Linked DNA regions of Mus musculus: region 2 is linked to region 1. A link is a loop called in an ENCODE intact Hi-C map of the cell type or tissue named here. Cell type or tissue: left cerebral cortex. All regions are shown on one strand.

Region 1 (8,000 bases):
ACATGTGTAAAGCCAAGCTCAAGTTCCCTGGCCTCCAGAAGATCCACCTCTCAAAGAAGTGGGGCTTCACTACGTTTAACGCAGATGAATCTGAAGACATGGTTGCATGGAAGTAGCTTATTCCCGATGGCTGTAGTGTCAAATATATCCCCAATCGTGGTCCCCTGGACAAAGAGAGAGCTCTGCATTTCTGAAGGCTTTCACAGTGCTGTCTTATACCCTACCAAAACTTGTTCAGTAATAAATCTCATATCCAGGCAACAACAGCAAGGGGAAGAAAAACCAAGCTAACACCTGCCAGTCATGGGGGAGGAGAAGGGACTCTTCACTCCTTTGTTTGGACCATACTTAGGAAACTCTTGGTGAACATATTCTTGGTTTCTCCGGGTGCTCGCTCCACAGCCTCACATGGTAGCTTTTCTGTGGTTGGTCAAGCACACCTTGTTTTGTTTGTCTTGAATTCTTAGAAACCTCACCCTCTTAAGTCTAAACTTTTGGTTTACTCATTGGTGACTTCTTCATTTGACTTCCTCAATTTTTTTGTTCCTGAAGTTATCTGCAGATTTGACTCTTAACCTGCTTCATCCTGAGCAGGATGACTAGAAGGTTGTCTGGATGGGCTATTTCTTTCTGTGAAAGTCTTTTTTTTTTCCCCTCTTCTGTGTCTTTTAATCATCATCTATCCTCTGCTTTCGAGTCTGAAGGCTCCTGATGATGGTTCCATGAAATCAGACTCACAAATGCCATTCTATTTATGTCTTTATTTGTAAGCATGTTTTGCTTGCACATATATACATGTACCATGTGAGTGCCCAATGCCCATGGAAATCAGAAGAGAGCATCAGATCTCTTGGAAATGGAGTTACAAGAAGTTATGGCTTGAACCCAGGTCCTTTGGAAGAACAGCCAGTACTCTTAACCTCTGAGCTATCTTTTGAACTCATTCAAATCCTATTCTTAATAAGGGTACCTGGTATACCAGCAGTGAGCTGTACATTTATTTCCACTTCAAAGTCTCTACTCATTTGAGCTTCTTCACTAATAAGACAATTCCACTGTCATCATCTTTGAGCACATTCACAGAGCCAAACATGTCCACACTACTCAGTGCAAGGAACAGTCAGACCACACTGCGGCTGCCAAGGGCTCTTTGAATCTCATTAAGTACTGTGGGCTTAGTCATGGAATCGTCATATCACACTTTATAATTTTAAGATCACTATCAGGGGCTTAGACTCTTCCAGATTAGATCCTCCCAAAGGGAGAGATGGTGTTGCTCACACAACTCTGATAAGAGCTGGCAAAAAGCAGAAGATAGACACAGGGGATTTGCCATCTCATAGTTGGAAGGCAGATGACGAAGGTTATAAAGATGGGAAAGGGGCGGATTGGGCAACAGCCTGCAGAACAGTGTCCACTGGCTACAGAGGGACTTGCTCAATGGATTGATTTGGGGTGGGGGCTGGCACCAAGTGTGTTTTCTGTCTCTGTACTCTATCAAGCTGTTATATCTAAAGACATGCTACAATATGCAGGAAGTCTTAGGCCTTCAGATGTTTACTGTATGTGTGGCCTGAGAAGGATTTGACAAGCTATTTCTTGAAGATTTTATAAACCAGAAACGTTTGTTCTGGGAGACTCAAACACTTCTCCCCCATCCCACCAGACCCACGAGCTCCTTTTCAGGGTGAACGGGCTGATGAAGGAAGTGGTTGATGCGGTGGGTTCCCTTTTTCTCTTCCCTCATTCTTGGGCACCCTCCTCTGGCAGCACCCTTTTGGGTTGTGGCAAGGTAGGGCGCTGCTTGGTTCCTCTTCTTGGCGTTCAAGAGTTCTTCTGGAAGCAACCGGGACCTCCCTTTTGGAGTAACTGATTCTTCCCCTAGCTGTCTGCTCCCTTGCCTGTCATCAGAACTGTACACTCTCTTAGCAGAGCAGGCATTGAGTACCATATCAGGAACTCTCAGACAGACACAGGCCCTGGCTTCAGGAGCCCTGGGAAGGGTCAGATGAGGACTGTCTCACCATCGACTTGCACAGCCCATGTCTGGGCAGAAGGCCAATGACTTTTATCAGTTTTAACAGGAGTCCCTCTGCTCAGCTCCGAGGGTCGTATGGTGGGATTGAAACCCAGATTCTTCAGGGGAAGCCATGGGGGACATTTCAGACACAGTCAGATTGTACCTCATGAAGGTACCTGGATCCACATGCTCTGAGACAGTTTCCTTGCAGCTGGAGTCCTTTTGTTCTGGCATGAATACCTAGGGCTCCCTGGCTTTTAAGGAGACCATTTCTTCCCAACCTTCTCAGTGGAAATTAAACTATCCAACTTGTATACTCACAAGGAAACTTAGAGATGTGTGTTCAAGCAGTAGCCTCACGTTTCCCACCTGGCTTTGACTAAGAGCCACGTGTAAGTGTGGAGGTAAAACTAACCTTCGGCCATTGACTTTTCCCTGTCGTTTGCAGTTCCAGACTTCAGGGCTTACCTCTTAGGAGGGCTTATGGCGTTCCTACTTCTGGTTGTATCTGTTCTGTTCATCTACAACAGCTTTAAGATCGACATCATGCTTTGGTACAGAAGCGCCTTCCACACTGCCCAGGCTCCAGATGGTAAGTATGTGTGGTGGTCTTTGGGAGCAAAGCCTCAAAATTGCTGTCTACCTACTCTTAAGTGTTCTTCTCCTATTGTTATATGTGGGTAATCCTTTCTCCTGGCTGGAGAATTTAGTGTTCAGTGTCTCAGGAGGACTTCATGTGCTTCAGAGAAATGATTTGTCTGTGATTATCAGCTTCCTTTGCCAATAAGCTGGAACACAGGTAGTGACCAGGAAATAGCCACTAGGCAGCAGCAGAGGCTAGTGGTGGGCCATCCTGCACTAGAAAGCAATGGGCCAGCTACTCTAGGAGGCAGTAGGCCAACCTGATTTAGGAGGCAATGGGCCAACCTGCTCTAGATGACAGTGGGCCAACCTGCTCTAGGAGGTAGTGAGCCATCCTGCTCTAGGAAGCAGTATGAGAAAGATCTTATTTTCTGGGTCTGTGAAGCAAAGAGATGTCTGCTGGAGCAGTTGTGCATATATTACCCCCTTCTCCCTCCAATTTAAAACTCAGCAGGTCATAGAGTGATGCTATCCTCTCTGTAAACCCTATACTTGGTACCTGAAGTAATTTATGTCTCTGGCTTCCAAAAAAGACCTGCCTGGATTTACTCAGAGCTCTCCACTGGGTGGCTGGGTGAGATATCTTCTTTCTCTCAGCTACAGAAGGAGGGTCATAAAGAGGGAGAGGAAGGCAGGGGGAGAGGGAGGGAATGAGGTACAGGAGGGACAAAGGAAAGGGAAGAAGCCCGCTTCTCTCAGTACTTAGCAGGAGCCTGAGGCAGGGGTCCTTTTTCACTGATCTGAAGGCCAAAGCTCTGCTCAGAGCCTTCACTGGTGTCTCTATCCTGCCGCCAATTTTTTTCTTTTCACACAGAAATGCCTTCCTGTGTTACAGAACCAAGATTTCTCTCCATTTAGGTTTTAATACAATCTGATTTAAACAAACAAACAAAAAAGTTTCAGAAGGAATTTGATCTAGTAAGGCCCTATGGAAAACAAAACAGACAAAACACCATTCAGTCTGCTTTGCTGTCCCTTATTTGCCTATAAAAACAATTAAAAAGACAAAAGAAATCCACACAGCTGGCGTGCACTGGGATGAGGAAATGCATGTCTTTTTAGGTCAAACATTTTTCTTGAACAGGAGCAAGGGAATGAGGCAACTCAGAGTCCAAACACATTCAGAGTAGCAGATCTAAAAAAAAAAAAAAAAAAGCTGTTTGTTCTAAGCAGCTGTTTGTGTACAAAAGTCGCCACACAGATTATTGTGTACAAGTTGTTGATAAAACACAGATGCTGTGATTCAAACTGTATTTAGCTAAATGTCAGAATTCAACAATTGGTAACCCAGAGGCTGGGTTGTAGCCCAATGTTGATGGCTGAATGAAAAGGAAGAAATAACTAGAAAAGGACTTGACTATTCCTCAGAGTGGTAGAGAAGAGAGTCTATTGTAGATAAAAGGGGAGTATAGCCTGGGGTGGGGGCAGGGACATCCAGGGGAGTACAAAGCCTTGTGAGGAGAGGGAAGAGCAGCTGATAACCAGCCTGGGCCAAGAAAGTAGACAAAGGGTCACCTAGAAGGTTGGAATATATAGGGAAGGGCAGCTGGAGGAAAGTCAGTTAGTTTATCCTCTTGGAGAGTTCAGGGTAGGGGCAGGGTATGCCAGTCCAGTCTGGAGGATCCTGTAACAGGTAGGGACTGAGGAATGCACGGAGAACTTGGCAGCCAGCACCTCAGCCCTTTGTCCCGGGTTTGAGATTTAACAGTGGTGAGATGTAGCCATGGTCCTTGCCTGGCCAGGCCAACACAATCTGAGGTGCTTGCCTGTCTCCCTGGCTGTCCCTTTGTGACGAGACCACAGCATTCATTTCTTCTGGAGTAGATAGGAGTGGTCTGCCTTCTATCTCCACTGACTAAGAGAATGTGACATGACGTTCTTTCATGTGGTGTTTCTGGAAGCTCCAGCCTCTCTGGCCCCTGCGTGTTCACACCTCTGACTCACTGTAACTCCCAGAAGTGTGAGTACAGCCTTGCCTTAGTTATTTATGGTGTGCACATAGTATGATAAAGCTGCCTGGCAGAGAAGTTGAGTTTGTCAGCAAGAGATGGAAGGAGGAGTGACTCACTCCCCCCTGTGGAACCGGGGAGCCCAACAGATGACACATCAGGACCCACTCCTCCCAGCTCAGCACAGCCAGGGGTGGTGGCTTTGGAGATTGGATCTGACAACAGGCCAGGAAGCCTCATGATTCTTTTGCTCTTATTTTTTAATTTTGGAAAGTGTTTGCTTCAATCTTCCCACCTCTCCACCTACCCAACCATTGTTAACTTTGGATAACGTCAAAGAACTTTGAATAAAGTCTCTAAAATGATCTAGTGATGAGCTTCCGAGGTTGATCATGAATCCTGCTGACAGCCTGAATTCTCTTGGGAAAATATTCTGGAACATATACAGTATAGTGAATATGGATGTGGAAGAGAGAGAGACATTATGTCCTTCTTGCCAAAGTTCACTCTAACCTGGTTGGTCAAGCCTTGCCACACAAAGGTAAAGATAAGTGACCCACGAGTTACAGTCTGGCAGCCATTCACAAGCCTGCTTGAAGTCAGGGAGTCCTGTATTTCTATGCTGCCCCAGGTGATGTCAGAACTGGCGTGTTAGGTGTACCCCAGTATCTGCAAGACTTGAATCAAAGAGTGGTCAGCAACAGGTCGGCTGAAAAATATGTGCACTGCTAGCTTTATTCCATTCAGACGCTTCTGTGCAGCGTGCAATGGACTAGAACAGTTAGAGCTAACCCAGCAGGTGTATCAGGCAACAAAAGATAAGGGAACAAACTAAGCACAGCTCAGAGTTGGTGAGAGGTCTTGGTCTCTAAAGGTAAAATTGCTTTCCTGACTAAAGCCACGTCAGTTAACTCTGGCTTTCCCCACACATGTTTCTGTGGTTTGTGAAATAACATAGATCATTCTGGGGCTCATTTCCAAAGACAGTTTCCTGTGGAGAGTCCCATTTACAACAGTGTTGTAATGTAAGGAATCTGGTGGCCTTTAGCATTTCCAAAGTAAACACAATCCTATGTGTTATGTGTGTTCACTTCAATGTTTTCTGTGCATGCTGGGGTGGACAGACAAGCCAGTCCTCAGGCAACTCGGCCACAGGACCTTAGATAAAGTATCTTTTAAATTCAAATTTTATCTATCGACTGCTTGATTTGCTCTGGAATGTCACATCAAGAGAGAAGGGAACTGGAGAAGCATTAGGCAATTTCTCATAAATATCAGTCTATAGACATGATCTCATTTAGGTTTTACAGACAGCAATAGAGGTGTGAACAGGTGCTTTTACGTAAAGGGATGGTTCGGTAGCCTCGGAAAATTAAAAAAAAACGCTTGGCCAGGCCAGAGATAAATTGCCACCTCTGCCTCTGAGAGACGTGGATATTGGGAGCAGCCACCAGCACATCTGAGTTTCCTCAGAACAGCCACGAGGGATGCTCTAAGTTCCGGGAGGTAACCGGTTCATCATCTGTGCTGCCTGTCACTGTTTCCTCCGCTGCTGCTCCCTTAACTTCATGGTGCGCAGCAGCCTTTTATTATGAGTGAGTGTGTGTGTGTGTGTGTGTGTGTGCGTGTGCGTGTGTGTGTGTGTGTGTGTGTGTCTGTGTGTGTGTGTGTGTGGTGGGCTGGGTAAACATCTGAGGCCTCAACGGTTGACTAGCAGCTACCTTTGGCTGTTGTCCTCACTGCCTCTCCACAAGGGCATCTGTTGTCACTCCATCTCTGGGTGGAGGAGGTGGGACTTCCTGGAAGGATAATGTTGGCTTTCAGGAGACAGGTCAAAGCCTTGTTTTCTTTGTTTCCTCGATCTGGGTTTTTTTTGTGTCCGTTCCGTCACACAGGACTTCAGAAAATGACTCAGTTCTAAAGGAGAGGGCTTACGCAGCACTGCTTTGTGGGGCTCTGGAAAGGATCTGAAAAGGCATAATTAACCAAAAGCGTTCTTGGAGCTTATACGTGGAGGCATGGAAATAGCTGCCCTATTTTTTTTTTTTCAAAATCATGTTTGGCCACCCCAGGACAAATGAGTGACTTAGGTTTAGAGAACTCTGCACACCTTTGAGAAATGGTGCAGCCCCGTTGATCTCAGCTTCCTTCCCAGAATCTTAGATTCAAGTGTACGTCTTGCAGTTTATCAGAAAGCGCCCCGAGCTACTATCTGATCCTGTCCTTGGGGCTAGAGAGATTAGCAGCAGTGACTGCTTTTCTAGAGGATTCTGGTAGGATTCCCAGAACCTCCACTGCAGGGTAATTCTGGCCTCCTTGGTGACACGTCCACACACATAAAATAGAATAATAATAATTGTTAAAAATTGGAGGGCTGTGTTAAGAAAGGCAAACGTGGATTCCAAATGTGTCTTTGATAGTGCTGCATCCCCGGTGCATGTGGAGAACAAGTCCTTTAATGACGCCTTTGCTCCAGATCTTAGTCTGAGGGTTGTGGCTCCGCTAGCTCAGTGGCCAAGTGTACTCACAGCAGCCTGGGTTTAGCCTGCAGCATGGAAAGAAAACACTTAGAAGAAAAGACATACAGTTTGGGGCCTTGTTTTGTTTTAAGTTTTCAGAAGACATGGGGCTTTGTCCTACCTCATCTCTCTCCATCTGTTCCAAGTATAGAAAGTGGGGGAGCAAGGGGAACTTGTGTCCTCAGATGCCTTGTTTTGAAAGAGGACTGGGATTCTGTCAAAAAAAAAAAGAAAACATTTGGCAAATGTAATTTCTCTTGTTTTCTATTTAAGCAAAGCCAGTGGAGGGAGAGTGAGAAGTTTGGAGGGGAGAGAAGCCCGTGGTGGGTGGTGGCAGCTGTGCCTGGGGCTGGGGAGGGATAACATTGGGTGCTAACCTGGGAACTGCACTTCCCAAGGAGGATGCTCCCTGATATAAATGGGGCAGCAGGCAGCCAAGGCTTTCTGAGGGTGTAAGTCTAAACACATCTAAATCTTTACATGAGAAGGCTCAATGCCTTCTTAAACAGTCAAGAAATAAGAGCTTACGAGATCTCCACCCCTCTGTCTCTTTATTCTTTCCTTTCACTCTCAAAATAAACAAAAACCAAAAACCAAAAAACCAAGAAAAAACCAACAGCAGCAACAACAACAAAAACAACAGCAACAACAAAAAATTCCAGAACTTTGGAAAGCCATCTATTTAGCACTAAATTTTATACTGGAAAAAGTCATTGGGGTTGGTTGTCTCCAAACACAAATCGATACCTCCTTAGTACATACCCATGATCCCTAAGCTGATTGTTTGGGACCCACACCCTCCTCTTCCCAAACCATGGATATTATTGTCGAGCTCGCTTAAGATGTCTGGTCGGTACTGGTGGGCTTCTC
Region 2 (8,000 bases), 320 kb before region 1:
CCTTCCACAGTCATCTCCTGGTTATAGGCAACCTTCCATCTCCTGCTCACTCTCAGTTTGCCTCCTCCACAGTCATGAACCTCACCTTTCACTGCGTGGCCTTTGCACCTAGTGTGGTCTTCATATTGTCCTGTAGCACATGCCGGCAATTAATACTTTTTTTTATTGGCACTCATGGTTCTTAATCTGTGCCCTGCCTTTATCCTGAGAGCTGACTACCTAAACCACAGCTCACAAGGCTTCTCAAGGAAAGCCATAGGTTACTCTTGTCACTGTTGACTTCAAGAGAGTGTTTTCAGTTTCAGAATCCCAATGGCCCCTTCCTCCCCAAATAGTCCTGCTACCAAGCATCAGGTTCATTGTGGACTATTAGATTCACGAGAGTCACAGTTTAGAACAGAGGCCATTTGGAAGCTACCATCTGCAGACTAGCCCTGCCTATCATGGACAGTCTGGGCAGTTTGGTGAGCTCAGGACCTTAGTTGCCCCTTCATGGCCTGCCCTGCTCACTCCTAGGAAGAGGCATTGCTGGGCTGCACAGGATCCATTTCTTACCCTGGGCAGCCCTATGGAAAGGACATTTCAAAAGGTCTTGCCTCGGATTCCCATGTGTTACTGGTATCAATGATACTTCCTTGGTCTGCTTTCTGAAGGACTGGTTGTCCCCTCGCCTCCCTTAGCAGGGTACATCATTGAGTAAGTGTGGGAGCTCGTAAACTTCTGGGAACTCGGTGGCTTTCTTGGTCAAGTTGAGCAATCACTGTGTGCTGAGCAGTCTTAAGGTACCATGCTCCTGTGGGGAAACAGGCCTGAAGGGTGACTTGGGATAGCGGTCACTGTTCTAGAATCGAAAATAGAGCCTTCATTTGTGTGTGTGCTGAAGTGCGTGTGTGTCCGTGTATTTGCATGGATGTACTTAGGAATAGAGACCAGACGTTGGTGCCAGCGCCCTTGTCAAGTGCTCTCCACCTCCCTTTTGAATGTGACCCGCCTCTAACGACTGAGCCATCTCTCCAGCCCTCTGCCTTGTTTTTGAGACAGAATCTCTAACTCTGTGGAGTTCACTGATTGGATTAGATTGGCAGGCCAGCCAGCAAGCTTCAGGACCCCTATCTCCATGTCTCTAGAGCTGCGGTTTGGGGTGTATTCCCCTGTGCTTGGCTTTTTACACATGTGCTAGGATCCATGCTTCCTTGCAAGAAGCGTACACACTGAGTGAGCTCTCCAGCCCCAAAGACTTGTAACTTACTAAACTACAGTAGCATGTGGCTGCCGTAATGAAACGAGTGAGAGACGCTCTGAGGGTGCACGTTGAAGTCCCCTGCTAGGATCTAGATTCATGTCTCGCATGTGGCTGCCTGAATGAAACAGAGGGAGAGACACTCTCAGGCTGCACATTGAAGTCCTCCTGCTAGGATCTAGACTCACATCTCGCTCGGGTCAGCCTTGTCACAGGAGTGCAGGCCAGCTGCAAGGGCCCCGATGCTAGTGCCAGCCATATTGGATTTAACAAAAGATAAGGGACAAATGAGAATTATGTAAGATAGGGATGCTCTGCTGATGGGCACCTCATCCTAGCCTGCCTCTTGGGTAGCAACAGTGACAGCAAGAGGATTGTTTCACTGTGTGCTTGGTCCTGAGTGAAGGCTCTTAATGTACCTTCTTGGCCTGGGCAACAGAAGACTCCCTGTTGACTCTTTGAAGAGATACCAGTGCAGGAGCTGAGTGGAGCATTAGAAATGAGTACAGGACAGAGTCAACCTCAGTTTGAAGAGGACAATTAGAAGTTGAGAGGATAAAGAGGAAACTGAATACTGATGTGCCTGTGCCACTTGAGAATAGGGCATTGAGACAGAGAACCTGAGGTCCCGTTGGTGACCAGCTGCCTGCCTGGAGAAGTTAGTGCTTGGTATGTACTCAGGAGGCAAGCAGTTCATAACTGATTTGAGAACGCGTCAGACCCACTTGGAAAATGTCTACAGTGTTTGAATGGCCTCACAAATGGATAAGGCTGCAGCCTGGAGTCTTGTCCTGAGTACACAAAAATGGGGTCAGCAACAGCACAGTTGGTGGCTTCCTCCTGCTCCCTCATGAGTAAGGGCTCATGGAGGGCTTACTCTGCTTGATTTCAGTAATGTGGCCTCCTCTTCCCCCACTGACCTGCCAGCATCCAGGTTGGGGATTCAGGAGAAGAAACTGGTGACTCCTGCCTGGCCTGTAGCCAGCTGGTCATTGGTGCAGTATCAGAGCTTTCCTATTCAGCCACACCTCTGATGCAAAAGGAATGTCTGTGTTCTAAACCAGTTCCTTCAGGTTTCCAGATTTATTTATGCCAATATATAAAGCATGCTTTGAAAAGCACCGGTGAGGATTTCAAGTGCAGATATGTGCGCCTTCGAGGCCAAGCAATGAGAGAAAACGTTCTGTTGGCAGAGTCCACGGGTGCCTGTCAGTGTCCACAACAAGCTTGCGTTTCTGTGTTTTCTAATACAGAGAAAAGTCACAATGGGATATGGACACACCTAGCTTTGCAAGATAACTTGAAAGGCCATGAAGTCAATAATATTGGGTTACTTTCTAACAACTTGAGGCTAGCCAGAGAAATGTAAAGATGAGCACACAGCAAGTCACTGTGGTAATGCAAGCTATTGGAGCACACATTTAATCAAACACATACAAAGCTTGCTAATGCACTTGAATAAGTGTATTCCAGAATGCAATCTCAACACATAATTTATAAAACACCCTTCACACTATTTTCCATACTAAGGCCTTTAACATGTCTAGAGGCTTTATAGACACTTCCAAGGTTTGTCCCCGACATTTGTCCACATCTTACTGCTTCTTAAATAGTCCCCCTAGAGATCATTCTGGAATGGGGGGCCTGAGTTGAGACATGGTCTTCTAATCTCCATGGGCTGGATTTTTCTACATCTCAGTGTATATTACTGTGTGTGGATGGATGGATGGATGGATGGATGGATGGATGGATAGATAGATAGATAGATAGATAGATAGATAGATAGATAGATAGATAGAACTAAAGTCATGTCAACAGGATAACCAAGACAAAAATCCCACTAGAACAGCAGTTCTCAACCTGTGTGGGTCTCAACCCCTTTGCAGGTTGAACAGCCTTTCATGGGGGGGTCACATATCAGATATCCTGTTTGTCAAAATTTTAACATTATGGTTCATAGCATTCAAAACTAAAGTAGCACTGGAATAACTTGATGGTTGGGGGATCACTGTATTAAAGGGTCACAGCGTTAGAACTGAATCTGAGAACCACTGCACTGTTACCTAGGCTGGGTTTTACACAATCACAGACAGACAGACAGACAGACAGACAGACACACACACACACACACACACACACACACACACACACACACACACACAGGAGTTTGCAAAGCTTTTGTTCTCTGGCTCTATTAAAATGGTTCTGTGAGAAAGCTAAAGGAGGAGGCCATAATTTGCAAACCTCAAGGCAGTGAGCTGGCTGTGGGTGAAAGCTAAGAAATCCTTCTTCTCACGGACAGCCCAGGACTCTCTGCTGTGGGGTCCAGGACTGTGCTGCAGGGGTTTCTTTTTCTAAAGGCTGCAAGGAAGGCACATGAAGTTGCAAGCCATACACACACACACACACACACACACACACATATATGCAGCCAGTGGCTGCTGCTGTTCCCCTACACAGGTGGGTTTCAGACAGAAAACTTTCATGTACAGCAGAGGTGTTTATCTGGGGCCTCTGACTCACTGGTGGCATCAACGAGGGGCCCGCCAAGCTGGAAAGTTCTCAGAGACTTATAGCTGTGGGAAAAACCCACTCCCCCATTGCATTCTGGTTTCTGCCGTTGTGTAATCTTAAAAGAATGGGGCAAAGACCTGTCATGGAAGGAACTGAGAAACTTAATGGTGGCTGTGTAATTTATTATCCTCAGCACAGTCGCATATGTCCCAGTCACTGGGTAACAGATTCCCAGGATCCTTCACAAGTAAGTCACTCTAGACTGTTGGAAAAGGTGTGGCTGTCACCTGAGTCTCCCTGGCTATTTTGAAGTGCAACCCTATTTTCAGCTCTTACTGGACCTCACTCAAGAGAGCTCACTGTGCATGCTGGAGAGATGGCCAGGAGCCATCACTGCCACGAATCGGTAGTAACACAAGAGCCTGGTCCTTCTGGAATCTGCTGAGTCATGGCTGCCCATTCTATAGAACTGACTCCTGGTCTTAGATGACATTTGCCCAGCTCCACTTAAGGGCAGCTGCTATCATAGTCGTGTGTAACTGACACAGAGCAGCATGAAGTCTCATCATTGCAGTAGAAACAAAGGGAGTTTTGTCCGTTCAGGGAAGATTTGTGAATTGCTGCACTTTGTACAAGCCACCATAATTACAAGCTATAATTGGATCACTCTGTAATGCTCAGATCTTCCAAGTTACCATGGACGGGGATCTGATCTCCGATTCCAAAAGGCAGCTGATGTGTATATGGAATTAAAAGGACAGTATGTCCAGACCGCAAGGAAGCATACGAGAGCTTAGCGTGGAGATCAGGGAGAAGCCAGCTAAGTGACGCTTAGAGTCACGCCTAGTTAAAAACACTAGGATTTCCAACCTGGGACACGGATCACATTCCCAAGAAGGGAATAATCTTTTATTCTTTTTATTTTTATTCTTTTTACTTGTTTCATTTTTTTTCTTTTTCTTTTCTTTTTTTTTTTGGATATGCCTTTTTGACTGAGAATTTTGTATATGAATATATACTACATTTTAATGAAACATATCCCCTATTTCCTTACTTCTAATTCCTCTTGTATCGCCTGCCTCAACTCCCATCTTCTACTTGTTTTAAAAGCAGTACGTCCACTTGGTGCTACCTGTGGGCGCATGAGTGTAGTTCAGTCTGTTGGAGTTTGAGTGGTCTTTCGAGGGCTACATTCCTGAGGAAAATGGATTTCCTTTCCCAGTAGCTATCAATTGCGAATAGCCCCTCAGTGAGTGGTAGGATTCGTGCAGCCCTAATCCACCCATGCTGGTATTTTGCCTTGCTTGGTTTGGTGGATGTACCATTGGGTTCATGGGCGCAATGGCCCGGACAGGTCCAACAAACACTCTTTACAGAATTTCATTGTCTCTAGTTTTCATGATCTTTCCAGCCCTGCTTCTGCAGTAGTCTCTGAGCTTGGATGAGAGAATTTGTTGAAAATGGCTGGCAGGGTCTCACCCACCAGAGTGTCTGATTATCCAGGTCAAGTGTCCTGGGCAAGCCCCTGTGACAGAAACTGCTGGAGGACACAAGAAGAAATCTCTCGCCGGAAGGTTCTACACCTTCCTCCTAATTTCCACATTGCTCATGATCCCAGTGGTTGTGGTACAATCTTAAGAAGCCAGACACCCCAGTTCTGTGTAGATTGAGTGTCATTTCAATCAAAAGAGGCTGTTTTAGATGCAACTCTGAGGATAATGTGAATGTCTTCACCCACCATTATGGAGAAAGTTTACACTTATTACATGATATGGAAATAGGCTAATTTTTTATTATTATTTTAGTTGTGGAAAAACTTAAGTGTTCACAAAAATAGTAGGTGTCTAGAGAGATAGCTTAGCAGTCTAAAGGTACTTCCTGCTCTTTCAGTGGACCTGAGTTCAGTTTCTACCCAATTCAGATGATTGACAACTGCCTGTAAGTCCAGTTCCAGGGACCTCCATTGCCTTGCCTCTAGTGTTCATGTGAACAGACCTACACCCCTACCCCCGCAATTAAAAATAATGAAAGATCTCAAAAACATGTCTATCTGGATGCTTCAATTACCTTCTAACATATGGTTATATGCATGCATATTTGCATGTATGTCTGTGCACCGTTGAGACGAGAAGAGGGTGTCAAACTGGAGTTGCTGAATGGTTGTAAGCTACCAGGTCAGTGCTGGAAATTGAACTGGGGTCCTCTCATCAGGCCCCCAGGAACAAGCTTACAAATGGTTGTAAGCTGCACGTGAATTTGTGTCCTGGTTCTTTGGATGAGCAACTTCTATCCACTGAACCATTTTACCCTCAACAACCACCCCCCCCCCCTGCTTCAAGTATTATGTATCAACTTAGAGATGTCTGACCTCATCCCCATGGGTCATTTCAAAGCAACCCCTAGACAATCCTAATCATAAATAAATACACCAAATAACTGCACCCATACCTAACAAAAGTAAAGATTTCATCAAGCGATGTGTTCTTAGGAGTGTTTGTGTGTGTTTCGTTTTCGATGTATGTGAATCACGATCTAGGTGAGTACAGCATCTTGTATGTGGCTGATAAATCCCTTTGTTGACGATAAGCATGATTCGTGCACATATATTTTAAGTGTTGGTCCATAGAATCTTGTTTTTGGTAGCTGTTGGTATATGAGACAGTCAGTCTCTGATACATTTCCTGCACTTATTGAATTCATCCATTTCTCTAAGATGGCACTGTCTTCATAAGAAATACCATTTTGTGATTTTTTTGTGATCAGTCTGGTATTTGTATTACTAGTAGTATACAGTTAGTAGTTTTTCTAGTTCCTTTCAATGTAAAGGGTTTTTTTTATTTGTTTGTTTGTTTGGATGGCTTTGTACTCACTTCAACAGCACATATACTAACATTTGGATAATACAGGATAGACTGTCATGGTCCCTGCATAATAACATGCAGATTTGTGAATTCTTTCTTACTGTATAGCCCAGGGTAGTCTCAAATTCTCCATCCTCTTGCCTGAGCCTCAGAAGTGTAGTTACATGTGTGCACTATCCACCCTGGCTGAGATTTTATTAATATTTCTATTTATTCCTTGATATGTTAATGCATTTATTTGGTGTATTTTGAGCAGAGCCATCTACACATCCCTTTTCTGATCTTATTTTAATGGCAAATACGTTGTAGACTTGCATGTGATATTCAGGGTGACGGGATTTTTTTTTTTAAATTTCTTTGGTTAGTCCTATAAATTCTAAATCTACTTTCTCCTGTTCTGAACACCAATGTCATTCCCTGGTCACAAAACATACAGCAAGGCTCAGAGTTCTACTGAACCACCTTGAATGATGTATGACCACTGGGAAGGAGTTACGGCCTTCTTATTAGACCTTACTTTGTCGTCATTGTTACTTTTACCCTTAGAGTGGTCATGCCACCAGGTTGGCACATCATTTTGTTTCCTTCAGAGTTTTTCAGGGTTGCTCCTTAAATTTAACTTTTTATACTCATATAAAATAATATCTGTTCTTGAGTCAGTTTTACTAAACCAAATAGAGTCAGCCAAGGAATTCAAGCTTCTTTCCCTCCTCCACCATTAGCCTCTTTGTCTTTCTAGGTAACTTTCAAAAATTAATTTGAGGGCCAGGGGTGGTGGCACACACCTACGATCCCAACACTAAGGGGGTTAACGCAGGGGTTCAAGTTCTAGGCTATCCTGGGCTACCATGGGTTAAAGACTATCCTTGGAAATGTAGTAAGAACCCGTCTCAAAAAACCAACATGCACATAAACTAGGTTTCTTTTTATCTCCATTAAAGAAAAAAGCAAACAAACTGACAAACAAATGTGTTTGTTGTTGTAGCCACTCCTCGCTGACCTCAGTCCATGATCAGCAGTAACTCATCCCAGAACATCCCATGACCCAAATGAAGATTTACATTTTGTTTTTTTAAAACAAACAAACAAACAAACAAACAAACCAAACAGCTGTAATGAGATAAAATGTAATTAGACCTGAATAAATTCCTTATCTGGAAGGTCTACATGGATCAATTCTAATCATTGAGCGCTCATCACAACCTCCTTTAGCACTTTCATCACCCCAGAAAGCCCCTCCCTAAGTCAACTATGAAAACTGATGGTACATAATTCTCCATATAGTCTGCGCTGGAATGATGTGACTCTGGACCATGAAAAGGAGGAATTTCTCATGTGAGGATGAACAGCCTTTTCCAGTACCCTGTTAGTTGTTCAAGTGATGG

The links. Hi-C counts contacts between places; a loop is a spot of excess contacts. Peaks named below come from ENCODE experiments on the same cell type or tissue, not always from the same donor. Only the 100,000 strongest peaks of a DNase experiment are listed, where the experiment ranks them.
Region 2: a loop joins it to region 1, with 2.4 times the contacts of the local background. A loop is called at or near these places in 4 of 42 quality-filtered maps.

Annotation. Positions count from the first base shown.
Region 1 is chr1:40,354,351-40,362,350 of GRCm38, forward strand. Il1rl2 (interleukin 1 receptor-like 2) reads left to right here. Exons shown (of 11, transcript NM_001356478.1): 9 at 2,469-2,612. It also overlaps the pseudogene Gm17970. Among named protein-coding and RNA genes, the nearest start is that of Il1rl2, 34 kb to the left of the region's middle. In left cerebral cortex, no CTCF peak of the experiment used is centred here; DNase peaks (open chromatin) are centred at 1,266, 1,730, 4,663, 6,475 and 1 more place.
Region 2 is chr1:40,029,753-40,037,752 of GRCm38, forward strand. No RefSeq gene overlaps it. Among named protein-coding and RNA genes, the nearest start is that of Il1r2, 51 kb to the right of the region's middle. In left cerebral cortex, no CTCF peak of the experiment used is centred here; a DNase peak (open chromatin) is centred at 4,216.